2 separate regions of the Homo sapiens genome follow, and region 2 is linked to region 1. Evidence: read pairs that join two places in POLR2A ChIA-PET (ENCODE). Cell type or tissue: K562. All regions are shown on one strand. Links, peaks and the distances in the headings refer to the core of each region. The heading gives the core; the rest is flanking DNA.

Region 1 (5,367 bases), core at 171-5,170:
AAGCACCAGGACCTGTGGGAGACAAGGGCAAAAGGACTCAGAGACAAGGACAGCCTTTGATTGTCCTCACAAGCAAGCATTCCCTTCTTTTGTCCTACCGTGCCAACAGCGTGCCTTGCACCCAGCCATCAGAGCTGGGAACTATGCACGGAGCCCCGTTCTACAGATGAGGAACAGGGACTGAGAAAGCAAGGCTGCCTCAGGATCAGTGAGTGAGCAGTTTAAGAGGCCCAAACTCCCCTCATATCTGAGTTCTTCTATGAGTATTTTATGCTCAGATTGTATTTTGCAAAGCAATTGGATTTGAACGAAGACCAGCAAGGCTCTGCCCACTGACTACCCAGTTACAAGACCTTGTAACTAATAAACTGTAGGATTTGGTTTTGAGACAGGGTCTCGCTGTTGCACAGGCTGTCCTGTGATCCTGTGACCTCCCAGGATCAAGCTATCCTCCCACCTCAGCCTCATGAGTAGCTGGGACTACAGGCGCGCACCACCACACGCAGCTAATTTTTGTACTTTTTTTTTTGTTGAGTCAGGGTTTTGCCATGTTGCCTAGGCTGCTCTTGTACTCCTCGCTTCAAGTGAACCGTGTGCCTCGGCCTTCCAAAATGCTCGGATTACAGGCTTGAGCCACTGTGGCCAATCAATTGTAGGATGTTAACACAATCTAATTCTCTTCTAATGTATAGGATGTTTCTACCACAAATTTAATTTGGAAGAAAACCGAATTTCAGGTGGGATGAGATTAGGCAGAGTAGTCAAAAGCCCATGCTAGCTCTGCTATAGAGCACTCTGCTTTCCCCGGTAAACTGCTCAGGCACCGAACCTCAGCTTCCTCCGGAGTAGAAATCCTGGCCGGGCACAGGGGCTCACGCCTGTAATCCCAGCACTTTGAGAGGCCTAGGTGGGCAGATCAGTTGAGGTCAGGAGTTCGAGACCATCCTGGCCAATATGGTGAAACCCTGTCTCTACTAAAAACACAAAAATTAGCCAAGCGTCGTGGCAGGCACCTGCAGTCCCAGGTACTCGGGAAGCTGAGGCAGGAGAATCACTTGAACTTGGGAAGCAGAGGTTGCAATGAGCCAAGATCGCACCATTGCACTCCAGCCTGGGTGTCACAGCGAGACTCCGTCTCAGAAAAAACACTAAAAGTAGAAATCCTCATTGTTTTAATGCAAAAGCATGAAGCACACACTGGTTGTTACACATGCTTTGTAAGCGTTGGTACAAAGACTCTAAAATCCAGACAGACTTCCTGAAGTCGTGACCTTGGCCCAAAATCACCAATTCCAATTTAATTTCCTCCTCTGTAAAACAAGGATACCAGTAACTGCCTCAGGAATATGGTTAACTGAACTACGCAAAACATTGCGAACTGTGCTAGGCACAAAGACACATGCTTGGTGAACACAACTTGCCTAGATCGGCCTGGCTCTGAAATGTCACCCGCCCCAACAACAGACTACTCACAAAGAAACCTTTCCAGGGCCAATCCCTCCTTTATACTTAAGTAGCTACACCAGGAGCCAGGGAAAGGGCCCCCAGGTGTCAGGCCCAAAAGATGTCCCATCCTTGTGGAACCATTCATCACAGCTCTCGACTTCCAGTAACACGCCTCAGGACAATCGCCAATCCCCAAAACGACGGAAAACGAGTTCATTCCAGAGTGCCCCGCAGCCAACAGCTCTCGACCCCCCGCAGAAAGGCATTGAGAATTAAAAGAACCGGAGCTGCAGGGGACCCCGATTAACACCTCCACGTGAAATCAAAGTAGCCCGCGCACTGAGCGGGATAAAAATACCTTCCATTTTGGCCAAAACTCAGTTTCTCATTGCCCCGAGACCGCCCGGCCACACTTCCGCGTGTTCCTCATCGCTGAGGACACACAAGGGTCCAATTCGGCCAAGACTCTACCCCAGGGCCCCCACCCACTACCCGAGTTCAAGGTAAGCAAAATCTAGTTGCAAAATACCTGTCCTGTGCTGGAAGCTCTATCACCCTCGCCTCGAGAAGGAAATGCCACATTGTAGCCAACCCTAGGCCTAAAGAGAGCCGCGGCATTTCCTACAGATTCCCCTTATCCCAAAAGACTTCCATTTTGCTTCATTATGGATGTTAAGCTCCGCAAAACATGCAAGACAGAGAGGGTGCGACCCCATTCCGGCCTGGATCCCACCCGGCCCCTTGCCGCCCCGGCCCGCGCGGAGCCCATACCTGCACCTCCGCCATCTTCGGCAGCCGCTTGGAAAAGGAGGAGGTTTTGTCGCAGGGTTTCTTATCCCTTGAAACAGGGGCGGCAGAAGTGACGCAACGCGGTTGCGCGGACGGCTTCCTGTGTTTTCATTGGTCGAAGCGTTCTGCGCGTGCGCAGAGATTCCCCAGGGAAGGCGGGCCCTCTTCCGAATGTCCAATCCGGACATTCTTCCGGTTGGACCTCCGCGGTCAGCGCTGTGCCCGGCGAGAGATCACGTGGGGCGCGGAGGCGGTGCTGCTGGGGCACGGCCGTCCAGCCTCGGCGGCCATATTTTTGAGGGGCTGTTCATCTCGTTCACACGCTCTGTCCGCCATGTTTGTGAGTGGAAGCGCCATTACCCCTTCAAGCGACTGAAGGCTGCAGGGCCTCTGGTGGCCCGCATGGGGAGACCAGACCCGCCAGGCCCGCCTTTCCGCACTCAGTCCGGGCTTACTTTATTTTGTGAGACAGGGTCTCGCTGTGTTGTCCACACCAGAGTGCTGTGGGGCGATCATGGCTCACCGCAGCCTCCACTTCCTGGGCTCAAGGGATCCTCCTGCCTCAGCCTCTCGAGTAACTTGGACTACAGGGGCGCGCCACCATGCCTGGCTAATATATATATATATATATATTTTGTTGTGGCCCGGGAACGGGGGGAGTCTGACATGTTGGCCAGGCTGATCTCGAACTCCTGGGCTCAAGCGATCCTCCCGTTTCGGCCTCCCAAAGTGCTGGGATTACCGGCGTGAGCCCCGGAGCCTTGCCCATTCTAGGCTTAGAGATTTGGATTCCTGTGTCTGGTCGACTTCACTGTGACCTGGAGAAACCCTTGGCCTTATCTGGGCCTCAGTTTATCCATCTGTAAAACAGATGGAGGTGGTCTTCCCCAGGGGCTCTAAGAGTGGATCAAGGAATGGCTTCTAGTTGCCTGGCTGCACCAATCCACTGAGCGTTCCTCAGAGGAACTTCTCACTTTCTGGACTGTCGGCCTTTGCTTCAGCTGGGTCCCTTGCCCAGGATGCCCTCCCCACCCCCTCCAAATCTGGCTTGTCACCATCGCAATGCCATTTGGCTCTGGAAAGCCTCTCTGCTCTCCCTGCCTGGGTGAGTTGCCCCTCACACTGCCTCTGTTTTATCTCCATAGTAGCCTATGGCATCCTGCACCCAGGCTCGCTGAATCCCTTGTCTTCTCGTCCATAGCCAAGGAGACCTGGGGCACCTGGGCTGGTTCTGACTCAAATCCAGGCTCTGACATTGCCCAGCGCCGGCCCGGGGCTCCAGGGGACCTCAGAAAACACGTATTGAATGAAACATTGCATTGCAATTCAAAAACCAAGATTCTGAAATCAAAACTACCCCATTCACACCCATCCATAGACAGACCTGGCCAGAGCTGGTAGAAAAGGATGATTTATATACAATTTCATGGGGACAAGGGCTTTGTACAGAGTTGGGTAAATGGGGCCGGTGCTGGATTCTGGCGTTGCCTCCATTCTGGGGAGGGAATGAGAGGGGCCCAAGGAAGGGACCGGCCTCTAGCCAACTTCCTCTGTGTCCAGGCTATGCATCCTCTGGCTGGTGACTCCCCTCTGTGTGCCTCAGTATCCTCCCCTGTAAAATGGGATGATAGATGTCTGTCTCACTGCGTTGTTTAAGGCTCCGCTGAGAGAGGAGAGGGAAAGTAGCTTAGCTTGGGGCGGGCCACAGATTTATGCCCAAAACAACTCCATTCCCAGCAAGCGCTTACTATGTGCTAGGGCATTGCTGTCCAAGAGAACGTGGCCATGATAGAAATGTTCCCTATATTTCCCCGGGCGCGGTGGCTCATGCCTATAATCCCAGCAGTTTGGGAGGCTGAGGCTGGTGGATCACCTTAGGTTGGGAGTTTGAGACCAGCCTGACCAACAGGGAGAAACCCCATCTCTACTAAAAATACAAAATTAGGGCCAGGCACAGTGGCTCACGCCTGTAATTCCAGCACTTTAGGAGGTCGAGGCGGGCGGATCACCTGAGGTTGGGAGTTTGAGACCAGCCTAGCTAACATGGAGAAACCGTTTCTACTAAAACTACAAAATTAGCTGAGGCAGGAGAATTGCTTGAACCCGGGAGGCGGAGGTTGCAGTGAGTCGAGATTGCACCATTGCACTCCAGCCTTGGCAATAAAAGCAAAAGTCTGTCTCAAAAGAAAAAAACAAAAACAAAAACAAAATTTGCTAGGCATGGTGGTGCATGTCTGTAATCCCAGCTACTTGGGAGGCTGAGGCAGGAGAATCGCTTGAACCTGGGAGGCAGAGGTTGCGGTGAGCCAAGATCGTGCCATTGCACTCCAGCCTGGGCGACAAGAGCGAAACTCCCATCTCAAAAAAAAAAAAAAAAAGAAAAAAAAGAAAAAGAAACGTTCTCTATTTTTGCTCTTTAATACGGGAGTAACAAGCCACATGTGAATACTGAACACTTGAGATGGGGCCGGTGCACTACTCAGGAGGCTGAGGCAGGAGGATCACTTGAGTCCAGGAGTTTGAGGCTGGACTTAAACTTCTTTTGAGACAGTCTTGCTCTGTTTCAGGCTGGAATGCAGTGGCATGATCTCAGCTCACTGCAGCCTCTGCCTCCCGGGTTCAAGCCATTCTTCCTGCCTCAGCCTCCTGAGTTAGCTGGGATTACGGGTGCACGCCACCATGCCCAGCTCATTTTTATATTTTTAGTAGAGACGGGGTTTCACCATGTTGCCCAAGCTGGTCTTGAACTCTTAGGCTCAAGCGATCTGCCAAGGAGTTACAGGTGTGAGCCACCATGCTGGGTGAGATACAATAAAATTAATATCAGGTATTAGTTGGGCAGGGCGGCTCATGGCTGTAATCCTATCACTTTGGGAGGTCAAGGCGGGCAGATCACGAGGTCAGGAGTTCGAGATCAGCCTGGCCAATATGGTGAAACCCCATCTCTACTAAAAATACAAAAATTAGCCAGGTGTGGTGGTGTGTGCCTGTAATCCCAGCTACTCAGGAGGCTGAGGCAGTAGAATCGCTTGAACCCGGGAGGCAGATGTTGCAGTGAGCCGAGATCGTGCCGTTGCACTCCAGCCTGGGCAATAGAGTGAGACTCCGTCTCAAAAACAACAACAACAACAA
Region 2 (5,367 bases), core at 295-5,294, 50 kb after region 1:
ATGCCACAGCTGGTGGGGAGCTTCCTTGCACCCAGGGTGACTTGGAACAAGGACATGGGGGAATGGGATGCCAGAGAGATGAGAACCCAAGGTGCCTCCTTTCTGAGAGCCAGGTCTTGGGCAGGGGGATGCCGAGGGCCAGTAAGGGATCAGGTCCCATTGCTGTTCTTGTCTGTGACCTTGGAGTGCCACTTCAGCTCCCCGAGCCTCAGTTTCCTTAGTTGTACAATGGGAAGAGAAGAGAGAGCAGAGGGACATAAGGAGACAAAGACGTGGGGGAGTGGACAGAGATCCTGAGAGAAGCAGAGAGAGAGAGAGGGAGAGACAGAGAAGTTGAGACATCTCAATTTGGGGTAATGGCCTCCTAAGTGTTGTTTTTCCTCATCGCCAAGTCCCCAGGCCTGAGTTTGGGGTATCCAGGGAGGGGAGGGGGATTTACATCTAGGGTCTCCCTTCTCTGTCCTTGTCCCCTGCAAAGCATCAGGGCCACCTTCATCTCTGTGTCCTTGGTCCTCTTGCTCTAAAATGATTGATATCACCTTGAAGTTCCCTCTTTATTCTCTTGCATTTTTGCCCTTGTCCCATTTTATAGATGTGGGATACTGAGACCCCCTGTTTAGACAGCCTTGATTAGAGATCTGACATCTCCTCATATTAACAAGGAATCTCACATCAGGGGCTGCAATCACATCTTGAGTTTCAGGGTCAAATATCATCCGATGTCAACCTGGGTCAGTCTAATCTCTTTGGGTGATGGGTTCTGATGGGTGGGGGGAGTTACTGCCATCCTGTACTATTCGTCCTAGTGGCTTCAATCCCCCCTATCTCTGGCTCTCTGTCTTCTTCCTCTTGGGGTCTCATTCCTACTCCTTCTGGGTTCTGTCCACTCCCTGGCTTCTCCCACCCCTGTTTCTTAACTGCCCCTCCCCACCTCCTTAAGTTCTAGGATGGGGAGGGGTTGCTGTGTTCTCACAGCTCTTCCACCTCCCTCCCCCTGGACCGTCTGGCTGTTCCTTCCTCCCCCGTCCCAGTCTCCCTCGCCTCCATCTGTTCCAGCCCCTTCCTGGGATCCAGCCCGATCCCCTGGCTGCCTACCCACCTCAGAGAGGGGCTGCACCTCACAAATCACGTCCCCAGCCTGTCTATCCTCCGTCTCCCAGGCTCTCCATCTTTCTCTTGCATTCTGGATCTCTGTTCTCATCTCTCTGCATCTATGTTCTATCTCCTGGGTTTCTGTCCCCGCCTCTCTTTGGGACTCTGTCTGCTTCCTTCTCTAGGTTTCCATCTCTTCCCTCTCTGGGTCTCTGTCCCCCTATTTCTAGGTCTCTCTCCCCCTCTCTCTGGGTCTCTGTCTCCCTCTCTCTGGGTCTCTGTCATCCTCTGTGTCTCTGACCCCTCCATCTCTGGGTCTCTGTCCCCCTCTCTATCTGGGTCTCTGTTCCTCTCTCTCTGGGTCTCTGTCTCCCTTTCTCTCTGGGTCTCTGTCCCCCTCTTTCTGGGTCTCTGGCCCGCTATGTCTCTGGGTCTCTGTCCCGCTGTATCTCTGGGTCTCTGTCCCCCTCTCTCTCTGGGTCTCTGCTCCCCTGTTATTCTCTCTCCCTCTCTCTGGGTCTCTGTCCCCCTCTCTATCTGGGTCTCTGTTCCTCTCTCTCTGGGTCTCTGTCTCCCTTTCTCTCTGGGTCTCTGTCCCCCTCTTTCTGGGTCTCTGTCCCACTATGTCTCTGGGTCTCTGTCCCCCTGTATCTCTGGGTCTCTGTCCCCTTCTCTCTCTGGGTCTCTGCTCCCTTGTTATTCTCTCTCCCTCTCTCTGGGTCTCTGTCTCTTCCTCTCTAGATCTCTGTCCCCCTTTCACTGGATCTCTCTCCCTTCTTCTGTCTGTGACCCCCTCTCTCTGGGCCTCTGTACAACTCCCCCCATCTCTGTCACCCTCTTTTTGGGTCTTTCTCCACCTGTCTGAAGGCACCTCTCTCTCTCTGCAGCCTCTCTCTGGGTTTGAGGCAGCCCTCCAAATACCCTCTTCGTCATCACAGACTTGATTCTGGATCCAGAACGGGCGGGGGCGAGAGTCACGCTGGGGAATGAGCCAATCCCCCTACCAGGGCCATCTGTCCCCTGCCAGGACACCACCCGCCACTCCCCCTCCCTACCCCCTAGGCTGGCAGCCTGGACTCAAGGTTCCCTAGGGATGCCTGGGACGGGCTGCTGGATTCCCAGGGTCCTGGACATCTCCCCACCCCCTAGCAAACGTGGCTGAGAAGCATCTGTTCTTTTGACACCTTTGCTGAAGCATCTCCTTAGCACCTTTTGCTTCCTCGAATAGACTCTTATCCGGGAGAGGCGGCTGGAGAGTCTTTGGGCCTCGGAGTGGGGGCACAGGCTCTTGAATCCCAAAGGGTTGTCTGGGGTCTAAGTCTCCTGAGTTGAAGGATTTGACAGAGCTGGGAGAGGGGGACTGAAGACCGTCAATGTGAAGAAGGAGGGGGCTGGGGGCCTGAATTCCCGGTCTGAGGGAGATGGAGGATTTCTGGATCAGGGGGGCGAAGGGAGCCAGGGACCTGGACTCTTGGTGAAGGAGGAGGTGCGGGCTTAGAATTCTGGATGTTGAAAAGCAGGTTTTGCCCTGGATCCTGGTCTTGGGGGTGAGGGGGCTGGGGGCCTGGACTTCCGAGTCTCTGGCTCTTGCTGTCCCGCAGCCTTCTGGAGAAGCGGCAGGAAGGCGCGGAGACGCTGGAGCTGAGTGCGGATGGGCGCCCGGTGACCACGCAGACCCGGGACCCGCCGGTGGTGGACTGCACCTGCTTCGGCCTCCCTCGCCGCTACATTATCGCCATCATGAGTGGTCTGGGCTTCTGCATCAGCTTTGGCATCCGCTGCAACCTGGGCGTGGCCATCGTCTCCATGGTCAATAACAGCACGACCCACCGCGGGGGCCACGTGGTGGTGCAGGTAGCTCAAGGCCTGAGCCCTTGCAGAGCCCCGCCCCGCTCACCGAGCTCCGCCTACGCCCCCATGACGTCACACTCACCCACCAGACGTCCAGGCCACGCCCCTTCCGAAACGCTGTCGGAATAGCTCCGCCCAATCCGTGCGCCCCTTAGTTCTGACCTCGCCTTAGGGGCCGCCTCCGTTTCCTAAGCCCCGTCCTGATCTAAATGAAGTCCCGCCCTTATTTCCAGGGGCTTGATTGAAAAATGTAGAGTCCGCCCCAACATCAGGTTCCCTAGGGGTTGCCCCTGCCCCATTTTGGACCTACTAGCAATTTTGCTCACGCCTGTACCCCAAGCTCATGTCCCCGGGTCACATCTATTTAATCTCAGTCCCATCTCAGGTTCCTCCCTGAATGTGATCCTTTTTTGAAACCCTGCCACTGCCTACGTCCCACTGCATGTGTTGTGTCCCTTATCTAAAGACCCACAGGGTCTCCCAGGCTACGGTGCAGTGGGGCCATTGCTCTGTCGCCCAAGCTGGAGTGCAGTGGCACCATCACTGCAGCCTCGAACTCCTGGGCTCAAGTGACTCTCCTGCCTCAGCCTTCTGAGCAGCTGGGACTACAGGCGTGCGCCGGCATACCCAGCTAACATTTTTATTTTTATCTTTGTAGAGACAAGGTCTCACTATGTTGCCCAGGCTGGTCTCGGACTCCTGGGCTCAAGCGATCCTCCTGCCTTGGCCTCCCAGTCCTGGGAGTACAGGCGTGAGCCACCGTGCCCTGTCCTTTCTCCTATTTTAATTTCAGCATAGGCCTTGCCCCTGCATCAGAAAAGAGTCCTGATTTGTGCCTTTGTCCTACCTGAAGTTCCTCCCCTTGCTCCCTTCCAATCTGGTCCGCCCCCTTGGCTGCTTCGTGTCCCCGCCTGGACCCTGTGCAGGTCACTCCGCAAACGCTCATAAGCTGGATATAAGTGGAGAGAGTCATCATCATACATGGGCCCCTAGGCTTTCATGGAGGCAAGGAAGCAGGCAAAGCAAGGCGTCTAGGTGGTGATGGACTCTGTTGTTAAGGCAGCATAGGCCCTAGCAACGTGGAAGAGCGGAGTTTGTAGACTTTAATTGACAGAAAGATAGTGTGAGCTTTGATTGGCAGGCTTTTGGAGGTGGGAGGGGTTCCTCGTTGCTGATAGGTCGAGACGCTAAGTCTGTGGGTGCTGATTGGTGGAGCGGCAGAGCCTGGACAGGGCGGCTGATTTAATGTACATTTTGGCCCGCAGAAAGCCCAGTTCAGCTGGGATCCAGAGACTGTCGGCCTCATACACGGCTCCTTTTTCTGGGGCTACATTGTCACTCAGATTCCAGGAGGATTTATCTGTCAAAAATTTGCAGCCAACAGGTACAGTGGTGGGGTCTCAAAGTGGGCGGTAACTACAGTTGTGTGGGTGGAGTTAGAGGGCGTGGTCTTGAATTTGCGGGCTGGCTCTGGTAAATGGGAGAAGCCTGGATTTGGGGGTGGGTCTTAGAGAAAGGTGGGGCTTGCGATTGAGGAAGGTGTAAGTCAGAGAGGTGGTGGGACCTGGGGTCCCGGGGACCACTGGGCCTAGCTTGCTGTGGGCGGGAAAGGCAGAATCCCGGGCATGGCTGGATAGCTTGGATTCTTTTCTCTGACCCTTCCCATCAGAGTTTTCGGCTTTGCTATTGTGGCAACATCCACTCTAAACATGCTGATCCCCTCAGCTGCCCGCGTCCACTATGGCTGTGTCATCTTCGTGAGGATCCTGCAGGGGTTGGTAGAGGTAAATCCCCGCCTGATATGACCCTGCCCTCGCTCGGACCCTGCCTCTTCTCAGTGACCTTGGTTTTCTCCTCTTTAGGGGGTCACATACCCCGCCTGCCATGGGATCTGGAGCAAATGGGCCCCACCCTTAGAACGGAGTCGCCTGGCGACGACAGCCTTTTGTGGTGAGAGGAAGAGGGATCCTCACTCCTGAATCTGAGGGAGGAGGGGTTGGGGCCTGGACTGTTGGGTCTGAGCGGGGAGGGGCTGGGGGGGCTGAACTCCTGTGTCTGAGGGAGGAGGAGGAGACTCTGGACCTGGACTCCCAGGTCTGAGGGAAGAGGGGCTGGGGCTGGACTCCTGGGTCTGAGAGAGGAGGGGCTGGGGGCCTGGACTCTTGGGTCTGAGGGAGGAGGGACTGGAGGCCCGCACTCCTGGGTCTGAGAGGAGGAGCTGGGGGCCTGCACTCCTGTGTCTGAGAGAGGAGGGGTTGGGCCTGGACTCCTGGGTCTGAGGGAGGAGGAGCTGGGGGCCTGGACTCCTGGGTCTGGGGGAGGAGGAGCTGGGGGCCTGGATTCCTGGGTCCGAGCGAGGAGGGGCTAGGCCTGGATTCCTGGGTCTAAGGGAGGAGGGGCTGTGGCCTGTAATTCAGTGTCTGG

The links. Peaks named below come from ENCODE experiments on the same cell type or tissue, not always from the same donor. Only the 100,000 strongest peaks of a DNase experiment are listed, where the experiment ranks them.
Region 2: POLR2A ChIA-PET joins it to region 1 with 6 read pairs; 11 of 35 experiments call an interaction of 5 or more read pairs at or near these places.

Annotation. Positions count from the first base shown.
Region 1 is chr19:49,484,495-49,489,861 of GRCh38, reverse strand. FLT3LG (fms related receptor tyrosine kinase 3 ligand) reads right to left here. Exons shown (of 9, transcript NM_001459.4): 9 at 3,631-3,847. It overlaps RPL13A (ribosomal protein L13a), which reads right to left and starts at 2,254. Exons shown (of 8, transcript NM_012423.4): 1 at 2,218-2,254; 2 at 1-12. The coding sequence starts at 2,232. RefSeq lists enhancers at 1,674-2,278, 2,187-2,306, 2,367-2,866. In K562, for the core only: a CTCF peak has its summit at 2,670; a DNase peak (open chromatin) is centred at 2,411; H3K4me3 peaks cover 2,508 bases.
Region 2 is chr19:49,434,128-49,439,494 of GRCh38, reverse strand. It overlaps SLC17A7 (solute carrier family 17 member 7), which reads left to right. Exons shown (of 12, transcript NM_020309.4): 2 at 2,694-2,946; 3 at 4,209-4,327; 4 at 4,613-4,727; 5 at 4,806-4,893. Among named protein-coding and RNA genes, the nearest start is that of SLC17A7, 4.7 kb to the left of the region's middle. In K562, for the core only: a CTCF peak has its summit at 2,943; DNase peaks (open chromatin) are centred at 3,014, 3,354 and 4,134; H3K4me3 peaks cover 233 bases; H3K27me3 peaks cover 86 bases.